Linked DNA regions of Homo sapiens: region 2 is linked to region 1. The links are chromatin loops, found by intact Hi-C in ENCODE. Cell type or tissue: gastrocnemius medialis. All regions are shown on one strand.

The links. A loop is a pair of places that touch in the nucleus more often than their neighbours do. Peaks named below come from ENCODE experiments on the same cell type or tissue, not always from the same donor. Only the 100,000 strongest peaks of a DNase experiment are listed, where the experiment ranks them.
Region 2: it touches region 1 in a loop (5-fold over the local background); 3 of 110 quality-filtered maps call a loop at or near these places.

Annotation. Positions count from the first base shown.
Region 1 is chr6:3,473,557-3,481,556 of GRCh38, forward strand. No RefSeq gene overlaps it. Among named protein-coding and RNA genes, the nearest start is that of SLC22A23, 21 kb to the left of the region's middle. In gastrocnemius medialis, no CTCF peak of the experiment used is centred here; no DNase peak of the experiment used is centred here.
Region 2 is chr6:3,718,366-3,726,365 of GRCh38, forward strand. It overlaps PXDC1 (PX domain containing 1), which reads right to left. Exons shown (of 5, transcript NM_183373.4): 5 at 4,254-5,371. The coding sequence ends at 5,254. It overlaps LOC100507336 (a long non-coding RNA gene), which reads right to left and starts at 1,712. Exons shown (of 4, transcript NR_187650.1): 1 at 998-1,712. RefSeq lists an enhancer at 5,610-6,148. In gastrocnemius medialis, no CTCF peak of the experiment used is centred here; no DNase peak of the experiment used is centred here; H3K27ac peaks cover 1,302 bases.

The DNA of each region.
Region 1 (8,000 bases):
TAATGAATTAGTATCGTTATTATTATTATTATTATTATTATTATTATTATTATTATTATTGAGACAGAGTCTTGCTCTGTCACCCAGGCTGGAGTGCAGTGGTGCTATCTCGGCTCACTGCAACCTCCGCCTCCTGGGTTCAGGTGATTCTCCTGCCTCAGCCTCCCGAGTAGCTGGGACTACAGGCACGTGCCACCACACCCGGCTAATTTTTTGTATTTTTAGCAGAGACAGGGTTTCACTGTGTTAGCCAGGATGGTCTCGATCTCCTGATCGCGTGATCCGCCTGCCTCTGCCTCCCAAGTGCTGGGATTACAGGCATGAGCCACCACACCTGGCCGTCATTATTATTTGGCATGAAAGTGACTTCCAGTTCCAGTGACTGAATGTGGAGGGGGAGGGGAAAGGATGGCTGCTCCAGAAGGGATTGGGTGGTGGACTTATTTATTTTTTCTCTTTTTGGCAAATAAACTTGACCTGGTGATGGAGGCTTCTTTCAGCACCAGAGCCTAATGCAGATGTCTCCTCCTGGCTCTGGATTTCTGTGGGTGTTACTTGTTTATTGGTAGTTGTTTATATTTAAAACCATGTGGTAGTTTGATGGTGCCTGTAAATAGAATAAAATATTTCTGCTGCTTTTCTACCTGCTACCAAGGCATTTTTAAATGTCTCTTAAGAAAAGCAACAAGAGCCGGGTGCAGTGGCTCCCACCTGTAATTCCAACACTTTGGGAGGCTCAGACGGGTGGATCACCTGAGGTCAGGAGTTCGAGACCAGCTTGGCCAACATGGAGAAACCCCGTCTCTACTAAAAATACAAAAATTAGACAGGCATGGTGGCATGCGCCTGTAATCCCAGCTACTGGGGAGGCTGAGGCAGGAGAATCACTTGAGCTGGGGAGGCAGAGGTTGCAGTGAGCCGAGATTGTGCCACTGTACTCCAGCCTGGGCAACAAGAATGAAACTGTCTCAAGAAAAAAAAAAAAAGCAACAAAACGACAACAAAATGTGATAAAATACTATTTAGTCCAGTTAACGAGGGCAGTGCGGTCACTCACTCAGGCCCATGTACCCTGTGTGATGGCCTCTGAGCAGCAGTATGGATTCTAGACTTCCCGTCTTCTACATCCACAGGTGGAAACCCGGGGGGCACGTTCAAAAGGAAACACTTTTTTCTTTTTTCTTGAGACAGAGTCTCACTCTGTCACCCAGGCTGGAGTGCAGTGGCATGATCTTGGCTCACTGCAACCTCCGCCTCCTGGGTTCAAGCGATTCTCCTGCCTCAGCCTCCCAAGTAGCTGTGACTACGGGCACGTGCTACCACGCCCGGCTAATTTTTTTTATTTTTAGTAGAGACAGGGTTTCACTGTATTAGCCAGGATGGTCTCGATCTCCTGACCTCGTGATCCACCTGCCTCAGCCTCCCAAAGTGCTGGGATTACAGGTGTGAGCCACTGCACCCAGCCAAGGAAACACTTTTGAGCACCACTTTATTAGTTAATGCTCATAAGAGTTTTTTAAGTTGCTCATAATTTGGGGGATTGTTTTCACAGCGAGAGGAATGAAGAGTGGCTATGAAAGGTGTCATATGGTGGGATTCTCTGTGACACATCTTCATTCACATGACACAGTAGAAAACTCTGGAACGATGTGAGATAAGGGGGTCATCTACAGCCTTGTTGAATTTAGGGCAGATACTCTTTGCCTGGGGTTTGTGAAAACTGAAATTATGTATTGCTGATTATGTGCATTTGTCTGGGGAAAAGGTCTCTATCTGCCATTAGGCTTTCAAATGGGGCCAAGAGTCCTTGAAAGACTAAGAGTTCCTGAAGTGGAGACATTTTTTACATCAATTTATTAAGATGTGCTATAAAAAATACTACTTTGCTACAAAATGTTAAACATGCACAGTTTTTTAAAATGCCAATAATTTTTAAATAAATTTAATCTATTTTAGATTTAGAACTTTAAAAGATAATAAGAAATTAATTCCACGTATTAAAGTGTTCCAGAATCAGAACATTCCATTCCCTGAGTGAACATTTTTAGTATGGATGATGGCCTTACCAGTGTCTTAAAAATGTGGATTCTTCATTTATTCTTAAAAGATTCACTGAACTCATGCCATGTGCTGTGTACTATAAGATGATGGACAACCCCCCAAAGGTTAATGGGACTAATATGGAATTCACTGTCTGGTTAGCAGCTGATAACAGTGTTTCAGATCTTGATAAAATAAAGTGTCCAGCATACACAGATAACTCCTGCTCTAGATAGGGGTTCACAGCAGTCTTAGAACATGCAATCCTTAAACTCCATCCAGGTAGAGGCTTTGGAGTTATCTAGGTAACAATATGGGCAGTGGACAGAAGGGACAGAGGCAGCAGGAGCAGTTTTGTGTAGCCTACCTAGGTTTTAATATACATAGGAATGACCCGGGGCTTGTGAAAATGCAGATTCTGAAAGTCTGGGCGGGGGCCTGAGAATGTGCATTTATTTCCAAGATGCTGCTAGGTGATGCGGCTGTTGGCAAACCTCACTTTGAGTAGTGAGGGGAGGGAAGGAGTCCTACCAGGCCATTTAGGGACCTGCAAGCAGCTCAGGAGGACTCAGAAAGGGGCTCAGGTCACCTTGTTCCAGATGCCTGAAAGAATCTCTCTCTGAAATATTTTGAACATGCAGAAAAGTTCAGAGAATAATAATTGCTATACAGATTTGACAAATGTGGGTTTCTAACCACATCTGCCGCATGATTTCTTTTCTGTTTTCTTTTTTGAGTCTTGCTTTTTTAACCAGACTGGAATGCAGCGGCACGATCACGGCTCACTGCAGCCTCAACTTCCTGGGCTCAGGTGATCCTTCTACCTCAGCCTCCCAAATAGCTGGGACTACAGGCATGTGCCCATGCCCAGCTAATTTTTTGTATTGTTTGTAGAGACAGGGTTTCATCATGTTGCCTAGGCCGGTCTCAAACTACTGGGCTCAAGCGATCTGCCTGTCTTGGCCTCCCAAAGTTCTGGGATTACAGGCGTGAGCCACTGCACCCAGCCTGCTCCATGATTTCTGACACTGTGGTGGAAATTCCTTTCTACTCCTCCCTCCTCCCAGCCCCACCTGTTCTGCAGCAGAACCCCCATTCTGATACTGGTGTGTATCTCCTCTACCCATGCATAGGTGTACATAATCAACATTTAGTAATGTTTTCTATTTTATACAAATAATACTTCATACAGTTTTCTACAGCTTACACTTCACTCAGTTCCATGTTTTCAAGACTTGTCTCAGTTGATATTTGGAGATCTAGTGTATTCATTTTGAACATCTATTTCTGCATTATTTCTATGAATTTATTAAAATGTATGCATTCGTTTACTTATTGGTGAATATGTAAGTCATTTTTAATTGTTCATTCTCAAAAACAATGATTTGCAGGGATTTTTGTGTATCCGGAATACTCATTCCCTATCAGTTTCATGCATTACAAATATATTCCTCCAATCTGTGGCTCCTTTTGTCCTTGATACTGGCTTTAACTTTGTTTCTGTTGTCTTTTGTTATATAAAAATATTACATTTTCATTTTGTCAAACTTATCAATCTTTTTCTGTTGTGGCTTATGCTTCTTTTATCTTATTTAAGAAATGATAAAGATGCACTCTGTAACTCAGGATTTTGTAAACAGTAAGCATCAGTGGAGAAGAATTAATACAATACTGTGGGTGAACTTGACTGCAGTTTTCTTAACAATTTTCTTAACTATTAAGAACATTCTCAGGCCCCCGCCCAGACTTACAGAATCAGAATCCACATTTTCACAAGCCCCAGGTCATTCCTAAGTGCATTAAAACCTAGGTATAGGCCACACGAAGCTGCTTCTGCTGCCTCTGTAGCACCGTGGACCAGTTTTGCGGTAGACAATTTTCCCATTGATGGAACGGGGCTCGGGGGGCGGGAGGTGATGGTGGTTTCAGGATTAAACTGTTCCATCTCAGATCATCAGGCGTTAGATTCTCATAAGGAGCATGCAACCTGGATCCCTTGCACGCACAGTTCACGACAGGGTTTGTGCTCCTGTGAGAATCTAATGCCCCCACTGATTTCACAGGAGGCGGAGCTCAGGTGGTAATGCTCACTCACCCTCCGCCCACCTCCTGCTGTGTGGCCTGGTTCCTAACAGACCACAGACTGGAACCAGGGGTCAGACCCCTGCCCTAAAGGGCTGGCAAATTCTTCCAGTTAGAAATAGAGGCAAGTCTTGATGCGGTCCTCTTTACTTCTTAATCGTCTTCTGGTTTTAAGTGCATTGCCCACTTTGACTGGTACCCACTCACTGGGAGGTTGGAGGACTGGCTAACTCCCTTGGAATTTCTCAGGGATTCCTGATGAAAGTGAGTGGACTCACTCCCAGGTGCCCAAACACCTGCCCTCTGCTGGGCTGCCTTCCCTCTGATCTGGTACAATTATTGTGGCAATCTATGACTGTGTCAGTTTCTTTGACAGTGCCTCTTTCCCCTATTTCATGCACTTTTCATCTGCTGTATGTTGCAGATCAGATTATTATCCCCAAAGGATGTACCTGGAGCCCTTTGTGAATCCCCACATTCAGAAATGCCATCACTCCCCTAGGCATCTTCTCTTTTTCGTAACGTTCTATCACTTGTGTTAATAATTGCCTCTACTTTCACAGTCTCTTTTTCACAGAGAAACTTTAGAGAAACATTTTGGGCTTTTAATGGGAGGCATTTGTGTACTGAACTAAGTATCTGGGTGGCGGAGTCAATACAGTATAAATGTTTTTAGGTCATCTGTCTTTGAGGTGGGCTGTTCACCTCCTTGTTCCCTTGTGGACCCCACTCTTGGGGTCCTGCAGCCTGTCTTCTTTCCCTCCATCAGCAGCTCCCAGGGAGAATGCATCCTATCCCTCTGAGGTGCTGTCATCTGACACCCTCCTGGACAGTCCCCCTCATTTGTGCTTTAAAGTGTTTGGCAACTGCCCCTTGTCATCAGCACTCTCAGTCCCACTGTTATTCTGGTGTCTTTGATGTGTATGTGGCTGACCCAACTGATACCCTGACTTCTCAGCTCCTTGACTTCCTCAGCTTGTGACCTTTTTCTCCACTCCATCTTTCCCACAGCCATGATTCTAGTAGTCAGCTCAGGCTGCCATAAAAAATACTATTGACTGGGTGGCTTAAGAAACAGAAATTAATTTCTCCCAGTTCCGCAGGCTGGAAGTTCAAGACCAGGGTTCCAGCATGGTCAGGTTCTGGTGAAGGCCCTCTTCCTGGCTTGCAGGTGGCTGCCTTCTCACCAACTCACCTATCTAGGAGAGTGAGAGAGAAAGCTCTCTTTCTTCCTCTTATTATAAGGCCACAGTTCTATTGTATTAGGGATGAATCTTTATGATCTAATTTAACCTTAATTACCTCTTTAAAACTTTATATCTAGATATAGTCGAATTGGGGGCTATGGCTTCAACATACAAATTTTTTAGGGGGACACAATTCAGTCTCTAGCATCCCACCCCTGCCCCCCAAATTCATGTTCTTATCTCATGCAAAATATATTCATTTCATCCCAACAGCTCCAAAAGTTTTAACTCATTTCAGCATCAACTCCAAAGTCTAAAGTCCAAAGGCTCATCTAAATATCATCTAAATCAGGTATGAGTGAGATTTGATGATGAATCTTGAGGCAAAATTCCTCTCTGGCTGAAACCTGTGAACTCACGCAGGTTATCTGTTTCTAAAATACAATGGTGGGACAGGCATAGGAGGGACATTCCCATTCCAAAAGAGATAAATTGAACAGAAGAAAGGGACAGCAGGCACCAAGCAAGTCCAAAACCTAGTTAGGCAAATCCCAATATATCTTAAGGTTCTAGGATAATCCTCTAGTTTGTGCCCTGCCTTCCAGACCCACTGGCACAGCTGTTTGGAAGGGGCATCTGTAATATGAATAGGGTGAGAATTTCCCAAATCTTCAAGTTCTGGTTCCTTTTTAATAATTCCTTTCTTCTTCTTCTTCTTCTTTTTGAGATGGAGTTTCGCACTGTCGTGCCCTGGCTGGCGTGCAATGGCGCAATCTCGGCTCACTGCAACCTCCGCCTCCCAGGTTCAAGTGATTGTCCTGCCTCAGCCTCCCAAGCAGCTAGGATTACAGGCGCCCACCACCACGCCTGGCTAATTTTTTGTATTTTTAGTAGAGATGGGGTTTCACTATGTTGGCCAGGCTGTTCTGGAACTCCTGACCTCATGATCTGCCCGCCTCGGCCTCCCAAAGTGCTGGGATTACAGGCGTAAGCTGCCACGTGCCCAGCCTACAATTCCTTTTTTCAATCCATCTTCCTTTTTTCACATTTGACTATAAGCAGTAAGGAGAAACCAAGCCTGTCCTTCAATCAACACTATGTTTAGAAATCTCCTTAACTAAATATCCAATTTCATTGCTTGCAAGTTATACTTCCACAAAACACTAGACACAGTTCAGCCATATTCTTTGCCACTTTATAACAAGGATCACCTTTCCTCCAGTTTTCAATAACATGTTCTTCATTTCCATCCAGGATCTTAGCAGATTGTCCTTAATGCTCATATTCCTAGCAGGTACCTCAAAACTCTTCCAGCCTCTAGCCATTACCCAGTTTCAAAGCCATTTCCAAGTATTTAGGTATTTGTGTCAGCACCCCACTTCTGGTACCAAAATCTGTGTTAGTCACCTCAGGCTGCCATAAGAAAATATCACAGACTGGGTGGCTTAAACAATGGAAGTTTATTTTCTCCCAGTTCTGGAGGCTGGAAGTTCAAGATCAGGGTACCAGCTGGATTGGGGTCTAGTGTGGGTCCTTTTTCTGGCTTGCAGATAGTTGCCTTCTTACTGTGCCCTCACACAACAGGGAGAAGGGGAGAAAGAGAGGGAGAGGGAGGCGAGGAGGGAGATATACATCTATATCTTCCTCTTCTTATAAGGCCACAGCCCTATCATATTAAGGCAGCACACTTATGACCTCATTTGATTTTTTTTTTTTTTTTTTTTTTGAGATGGAGTCTCACTCTGTTGCCAAGGCTGGAGTGCAGCGGCACAATCTCGGCTCACTGCAACCTCCACCTGCCAGGCTCAAGTGATTCTCCTGCCTCAGCCTCTCTAGTAGCTGGGATTACAGGCACACGCCACTACCACCCGGCTAATTTTTGTATTTTTAGTAGAGATGGGGTTTCACCATATTGGTTAGGCTGGTCTCAAACTCCTGACCTCAAGTGATCCACCTGCCTCATCCTCCCAAAGTTCTGGGATTACAGGTGTGAGCCACTATGGCCAGCCCTCATTTGGTCTTGATTACCTCCTGAAGACCCTATCTCCAGATACAATCACATTGAAAGGGTTTCAGCATATGAATTTGGGAGGGGGTCACATTTTAGTGTATAGCAATGTCCTAATGCCATTTTTACCCCAAACTCTGAGACTGATTATCCCATCTCTAAATACAACCTTGTCTCCTCCAGATCATCCTCTCAGTTACTCCAACCCTACCTGTCTTCACCTTCACCAGGGTTTGGAGAAGTTCAACTCTTCCGTGCAACGCTTTTTCCTCACCACCCCCTTCCTGCTGCCTTCACTTCTTCTCTGACCTAGACTCCGCAGCCCACCACCTTCACAAAATCTGGTTAATATCCCAAACCCCACTGTTTTTTTTTCTTCTAATCTGCTCTGCCCCATTCTTCCAAAACCCTATCCCTAGACCCATCTTTTTCTCTTCTTCGTGCTCCTAAACTTAGGCTACCAAGCTTTGCTGGGGAAAGCACTCCAGGTGGGTGTTACTACAAATCACCGTCTGCTGACCCACTGGTACTACCTGACAGCCTTTGATATTTCCAGAGTCAATACCTGCTTTCCATTCTCCACAGCATCTAATATAAGTCATGGCTTCTCATCTGTCCTGCTTCCCCGCTTCGCGTTCACCACTGTGAGCACAACTCCAGCTGCACACGCAATGACAGCTCCT
Region 2 (8,000 bases), 240 kb after region 1:
GGGTCATGCTGACCTTGGACTGTCCTAGGAATTAGCCAGTTCCTAGAGATGATAAAGGACTCGTCTGCTAGTTTGCTTGACACATGCACACCAATCCATCCATGAGCCCACATCCAACCACCCTTACTGGCTTTCATACTCTGGGCCACCATCCATCTACCCTAATCACCCCAGGACCAGGTACAAGACAACTAGGGACAGCCCCTAGTCCGCGGAGCCTGCTGAAATTATCAAACTGACCAATCTTTGAAACTGCTTAGTCTGGCTCCCTATCTCCTCCGCACAGAAACCACAATAAAGACACTTGCTATGCCTTCCCCTGCTCCTTCTGCCTCCTGACCTACCCTGGTACTTCTCACATGGCTCCCCAGGGCATATGTGCCCCCTCGACTTGGGATCTGCCTGTATAGCAAACTATCTTTTCAATGGCAGCCACCTCCTCATCTGTTGGCCTTGACATGCTGAAAAATAATACAGTCTGCATTTTAAGTCCTTGGGCCTAGAGGAGAATATTGGTCTGCAGAAGGCACAGAGAACACAGGACAGAAATTTTAGTTGCAATAAAAAGGCTTGTAATTTGACAGAATGCTTCTAAAATGAAACCCAAGAATATGTTCTATCCCCAACAGGAGAAACTAGTGAAGGTTAGGACACATTGCTCAGGGCAGTTTGGCTGCCAACACCCCCAGGTATACTTCTATTAATAAATGTCACAGCCACGAGAACTGTATGCTTATGAAGGAGCCCACAGTCAGCTCCATTACCAGGTAGCTTATGCTCGTGTGCCTCCCCACAAGGGAAGTGCTGGGGAGTGTCAATTCTGCAGGAATCACCACAGGCGGGACTAGGCAATGTTTACACTGTGCATTTTTCACTTTAGGAAGGCCTCATACATGAAAATGAGCATTTGTAACAAAACAAAGAAGGAATGATTCCTCAGCCCATAAATAGTGCATGCTGAAAGCGCTTTTTAAATAGGAAAACTTAGGTGACTTACATGATTTGACGACAGGAATTTGTTTGAATTGCTCACCACTTCACAGGAGCCTAAGGTGATCAAGTGAAGTTAACGACAGCAGCCTTCACACAATTGTCAGTGACTAAGGGTAGTGTCCAAGCCCCTGCAGCCAAGGGTGTTAGTTGCCAGAGCAGCACGAAGAGCCTAAGTGAGTTAGGAAAGAAGCTGGTCCCTGTGTGTTGGGAATTGCTGGGTTCTTGGTCTGACTTCAAGAATGAAGCTGCAGACCCTTGCAGTGAGTATTACAGCTCTTAAGGTGGGGCATCTGGAGTCTGTCCCTTCTGATGTTCAGATCGGTTCGTGGTCTCGCTGGCTCAGGAGTGAAGCTGCAGACCTTCACAGTGAGTGTTACAGCTCTTAAGATGAAGCGTCTGGAGTCTGCCCCTTCTGATGTTCAAACGTGGTTGGAGTTTCTTCGTTCCAGTGGCTTCGTAGTCTCACTAGCTCAGGAGTGAAACTGCACACCTTCGCGGTGAGTGTTATAGCTCTTAAGACAGCGCGTCTGGAGTTGTTTGTTCCTCTCAGTGAGCTTGTGGTCTCGCTAGGCTCTGAAGTGAAGCTGCAGATCTTCACGGTGAGTGGTACAGCTCATAAAAGCAATGTGGACCCAAAAAGCGAGCAGCAACAAGATTTATTGCAAAAAACGAAAAGAACAAAGCTTCCACGGTGTGGAAAACAATCCCCGCGAGTTGTCAATGCTGGCTCGGGCAGCCTGCTTTTATTCTCTTATCTGGCCCCACCCACATCCTGCTGATTGGTAGAGCCAAGTGGTCTGTTTTGTCAGGGCGCTGATTGGTGCGTTTACAATCCCTGAGCTAGATACAAAGGTTCTCCATGTCCCCATCAGATTAGTTAGACACAGAGTTTCACCACACAAGTTCTCCAAGGCCCCACCAGAGCAGCTAGATATAGAGTGTTAATTGGTGCATTCACAAACCTTGAGCTAAACACAGGGTGCTGATTGGTGTGTTTACAAACCTTGAGCTAGATACAGAGTGCTGATTGGTGTATTTACAATCCCTGAGCTAGACATAAAGGTTCTTCATGTCCCCACCAGAGCAGCTAGATACAGAGTGTTGATTGGTGCACTCACAAACCTTGAGCTAAACACAGGGTGCTGATTGGTGTATTTACAATCCCTGAGCTAGACATAAAGGTTCTCCAAGGCCCCACCAGAGCAGCTAGATACAGAGTGTCGATTGGTGCACTCACAAACCTTGAGCTAGACACAGGGTGCTGATTGGTGTGTTTACAATCCCTGAGCTAGATATAAAGACTCTCCACATCCCCACCAGACTCAGGAGCCCAGCTGGCTTCACCTAGTGGATCCCACACTGGGGCTGCAGGTGGAGCTGCTTGCCAGTCCTGCGCGTGTGCTCACATTCCTCAGCCCTTGGGTGGTCGATGGGACTGGGCGCCGTGGAGCAGGGGGTGGTGCTCGTCGGGGAGGCTCGGGCGGCACAGGAGCCCATGGAGTGGGTGGGAGGCTCAGGCATGGCGGGCTGCAGGTCCCGAGCCCTGCCCTGCGGGAAGGCTGCTAAGGCTCGGTGAGAAATCGAGCACAGCACCGATGGGCTGGTACTAGTGGGGGACCCAGTACACCCTCCGCAGCCACTAGCCCGGGTGCTAAGTCCCTCATTGCCCGGGGCCAGCAGGGCTGGCCGGCTGCTCCCAGTGCGGGGCCCGCCAAGCCCAGGCCCACCCGGAACTCCAGCTGGCCAGCAAGCGCCACACGCAGCCCTGGTTCCCGCTCGTGCCTCTCCCTCCACACCTCCCTGCAAGCTGAGGGAGTGGGCTCCAGCCTTGGCCAGCCCAGAAAGGGGCTCCCACAGTGCAGCGGCGGGCCGAAGGGCTCCTCAAGTGCCGCCAAAGTGGGAGCCCAGGCAGAGGAGGCGCCGAGAGCGAGCGAGGGCTGTGAGGACTGCCAGCACGCTGTCACCTCTCACCTGGAGGAATGTGCGGGCAAGAGTGAAAATTCACACATGAACCTCAACTGCTCTGGTATCGATTTTCTGAAATGACAGTTTAGAGGCTGACAATTCACAATTCTTTCACTTGGTCAAGTTTCTAATATATTTTTGTTTATTTTTATTTATTTATTGTCAACACCTCAAAATTGGGATATTTCACAAAGAAGAGTCAGATTTCTAGCTTTTATTGAAAAACTAGGAGATCTGGCCATACTGGGCCCATACTTGCAGGCAAAACAACCAGCTAAACTGAGCAGTGGTAGCTGCTCCCTTGATGCAGCGTCTGAGTGCTCCTGTTTGCCATAGCTGCCACCACTCCATACTGCTTCCAACAGTGATGCTGAGTGCCAGTAAGCATATATCTTTGCACCTAAAGAAACATTTATTTGTACTTATGGCTCTTTCAAGTGTGGGAATATAAAAAATGAACTTATGAGACCTATGTTTTTCCAGAAAAAAAAAAAAGGAAGCCAGAGAATGCTCTGATGTGCTTAATAGGACAACAGATGTCCAAACATCTCACCCCTACTGGCAAGACCTCATTGCGCACGGACTAGTAACAGTAAAACTTCTTCAGTGAAGGCTGAGCAGGGGATGAGGTTGGGGAGCCAAATTTGAGTCTTGACAGAGGAACACAGCCTGAGCAAGGAGGTGGCCAAGGAAGCTGCATCACAGTGACCGAATGGCTGGGGAGAAGCACCTCTGTGAAACGGATGAGACGAATCCGTGAATCAATCCTTGAAAGTCAGATGGGCATTAATTGAACATGCTGATCACTTCTAATCTTAGCTACTAAGCAGGAAGCCTCATCCTTGCACAGAACTGAATTTGATGTGTCAAGAAAAGAAAGGCAACCGGTCAACCCCGGAGTGAGCCACCTACTAGCCTATTTGAAATTGAGATGCTTTAAACAACACAGCTGGAAGGCAGAGGGAAATGCAAAACCAAAGGAAAGTCCATGTGCTTTGCAGCTGGGTCATCAAAGAGAATTCCTGTGGCTGCCAAAAAGAAAAATGGAGGAAAAGAAAAAAGCCTAAGTCAACCCCCGTCTCCCTCCAAAATAAAACAAGCAGTGTGTCCATTTTTCAATCTGGGCAGACCACTTCCCTAGGGTAAGAACATAACACACTTTGTCACTCACGGAATGTGACAGGAAGAGGGGGAGGGACCAGGCCCCAGGAGTCAGTTTTAGTTTCCACCCTGTCCCAAGGCAGGGGACAGAAAGAACCACGCCTTTATACACAAACATCCTGGACAGATCAAAGTAGAGTCATAGATTTTATTTAATTAAAATAGATTAAAAACAGACTGTGTAAAAGAATTAGAATTCTCAATAATTTACTATTATTTACATTAGCAAATGTCGGTCGTTAGTAGACACTGAGCAGAGAAGCTTGAAGAACGGGGATCCTCTCCTGTGGGCAGGGGAGCCCCAGCTTCCCTCGTGATTCCCGTCCTTTCAAGTTCATTATGGCAGCTCTGTCAATGAGCACCCCAGGGTGGTGTGGCCGCAGCACCAGGACCCGCGCTGAAGGCCCAGAGACCTGGCAGGCCGGGAAGAAATTCCTTTCCTTTGGGAAGAACCACCAACGCTCAGTCCAAGCTCACACGGTTATCTAGTCGGCAATGCCTTCCCTGCCCTGCAGCCAATACCCCCCACTGTGCTGGGCCTTCTGCAAATACTCCTGGGGTTGACCCAAACCCAGTTTCCAGATAAAAGATAAAAAGAAAAAAAAAAAGGCCACATATCCCAGTTCTCAGAGAAATCCTGGATTACTAAACATCCCCTGCCTGTGGCACCTGGAATGGGTGACTTGTCAAAATCTCCCTCAAGACGTTTTGTGCGTTTGCCGTGGGAGGGAATGGTGGGGAGTCAGGGTGGCTGGGGGGCACTAGGCCACTTCACCAAGAGGGATGCACCTCCCAGGAAGCAGTAGCAGTGAGAGCGAGCCCCACAGGAACTGTCCCTGCCCTGGCAGTGCGCAGCCCTGTGGGCACCAAGCAGGGAGTGAAGACCCTCAGAACACAGGCCCTGTGGCCTCCGGCTGTGACCTCAGCTTGCTGGAGACTCTGCGGTCAGCCTGGCCCACTAGGAGCCCCTGCTGCTCCACTTGCAGGACACCCAGGCCTCCTGGCGTCAGTGGGGCCTGGGACGTCTGGGAGTTCCAGAGCTGGGGCAGCAGCTGTGACCATGGGGGCCAGCACAGTGGACAGCATCAGAGCTGGCAGTGAACAGCTGAGGCGGGGGAGGCCTGATAGAGAGGTTCAGTCCCAAATGTCTGTCTCGAAGGGGACCAGGTGGTAATATGACAGGTTGGTGACGTAGGCTGCTGGGTCGTCCCCGTCCTCCAGCTCTGAGGGAAACTCACTGCCATTCTCAAATCTGAAATTAGAGAAACCAGAGGTGAGGGGTGGCTCATTGTTGGGATCAACACCAAACACCCGCCGGGACCATGAGCATGACTTTCAATGCCCGCTAGTAAGTGTGCAAAAAAACCACGGCTACAAATGAACTGGTGAGCTGGCTCCTGCTCTGAGACTGCCAGAGCTTCTGGTTTCCACTGCCTTGGAGACTGCTGTCTGCATTTGCTTAGACAACCCTTAGCGAGGCCTTCATCCATTCCTTCATTCATGGAGTGCTGATTTTCACCTCTTGTTCTGTGCCCAGCACCGCGTCAGGCTGTGGGATCAGCAGTGAACAAGGCAGGCAGGGTCTGTCCTCAGGGAAGAGGCGCCTGCCTCGTGCTGGGCCCTGGGGACAGCTGAGAGAGGAGTGGTCACGAGCTCACAGCCTGACCGCAGCAGAGATGACACACGGACGCACAGGAGGCTGCGAGGGAACAGGAGGCTGGAGAAGAGCCGGCGAGGCCCGTGGAGGTCACGGGGGGAGACACCTTCTAGCGGGGAAGCCTGCATGTGGGTACGTGTTTCATTCGCGCTCTGGCAGATGAGAAGCATCCGAACATGGGGGACTTACATGGGGTGTGGAGAACTAGGGAAGAATACAAACCCCAAACATAAGGGGACGTAAAAGCCCGCGATACTGACTCCCCACACACTGGAACTGTTTCTACTCCCTCTGCAGCCCAGGCAGACTTCCTACGTTAAGAAAAGAGACTCCAGGTCTTTAAAAATGCGTAACAGAGAAAAGCACAAGAAGGACATTCTCCCCAGGAAGGGGGACAGAGCTGTACGGCTCGTGGGATTTTCCTCCACCTATGAATCAGCCCAAACCCAGCAGGCCGCGTGGGAGTGTGGACAGAGGCAAGCAGCTGCCCCGCCCTCCTGGGAGCCACCTCGGGGCTGCCTCCTGTGCCGCCCCCAGTGACTGAAGGTGGCCCTGGCCCGTGGACAACTGTGGGAACTCAGCCATCTCTGGAAAGCTTTGCCATGACCAAGATGACTGCACAGTCCAGGCCCCTGGCCGGACACACAACAAGGCAGGGCGAGCATATGTCCCCCACAAACCTAGTACATCGTGCGAATCCCGCTGACCTCAAGGGACAGGGCTGTGAAGACAGCTTTAAGGCATTTGGATAAGAAAGGCTGAGGCTGCAGAGGAAGGCCTCCCCTCTGACTCCATGGCCAGGCCTGGAGTGTGGTGTCAGCCCCCGCCTCGGCTTCCCTATGCTCACGGTCCTGGCAACACGAGGCTGGGACAGAGGCCGCGGCACAAAGAGCCCTAGCTGTGGGTGGGAAAGCTATGGGGGGCTCACGGAGACAGAGCAGCTCTCCAACTTCATCCAGGGAATGAAATCTCTTCCCCAGACCAGGGCTGGATGGAAACCCAAGGGGGAACCTTGGGCGTGCCGAAAGGTTCAAGCCAGTCGAGGGACAGAGCCACAGCGCCACCTCAAACAGTGTCCCACCACCTGCCCGTCCTCCCTGCCCAGATCACAGGATGACCCTGAGGACATGAGGAGGGAGGGGGACCGGGATGCTCAGGGAAAATGAGTCATGGGGCTAAGGCTCCCTGAGGTCCCCACAGAACCGCCCAGTGCCTCGGCCCTGGATGACCTCCCAGAAGCCAGGCAATCCCTTCGCCAGCTGAGACTGTCACCTGCAGAGCCCCAGAAGTCCCCACTGGCCCCATCTCTATCAGATACATCCATTCCCTGAGTGCAGGTGGGTCTCTGGGCCCTGGCACTGGTGCCCACTTGCCCCTGGGGCCAGACTCGGGGCAGCCTGCTGAGACTCTGCTGTGGGGGCCCTGCTGTGGGCCCGGCGGCACTGGGCTCACAGGCTCGGGCCAGACAATCAGCCTCGGGTGCCAGGGAGGACAGCCACGCAGGGAGGTGAAGCCTCCAGTTCCACAAAGGGTGTCTGTGCTCTTGGTCGCTGTCAACCCCCCACCCGACAGCCGGTGCCGTGTAGAAACAGATCGTCCCTGTGAGACACTGGAGCTGGACCATCGACTCCACTGCACTGCCCGAGATTGAGGAGCCAGAGAAAGGCCCGGCAAGCCCAAGTCGGAACTCCCTCCAGATGCTCCCGAGCCCCATGGCGGCAGGCGTTTCTTTGTTAGGCTTTTCTGGGGTCATGGAGATTTTCTCGGCCCTCTCTGTGAGCCAGGCATCCCGGAGCAGGTGGCCGCCTATTCAAGACCTGTCACTCCTGTGCACATGCAGTCAGTCCCGGGCAGCTGCAAGAGCCACACCTCTGGCCCGGCTTTCTTCCCTCCGTGTGTTTCTCCTCAGCTCCAGCCTGCTCACAGTTGAACCTGCCTCCTAAATCTGGCCTCATTCCAGGGTGCCAAGGGCCTCTTGGATATAGAAAGGGGTCCCCTTGCAAACACTGCAGACTCAGAGCCTGCACAACTGGTGATGAGGAAGGGTCTCCATCTGTCTTCTCCCCAAGACAGTGCCTGGCCAGTAACTACCCCTGCCAAGCTAAAGGGCCTCTTTCTTTCATCCATGACTACACTCCAGCCTTGTACCTCCACGGTGCCAGCCTGTTGGCATGGGGGACCCATAGGTAATGAGTGAATGAGCTATGTACAGTGGGGTCAGGGC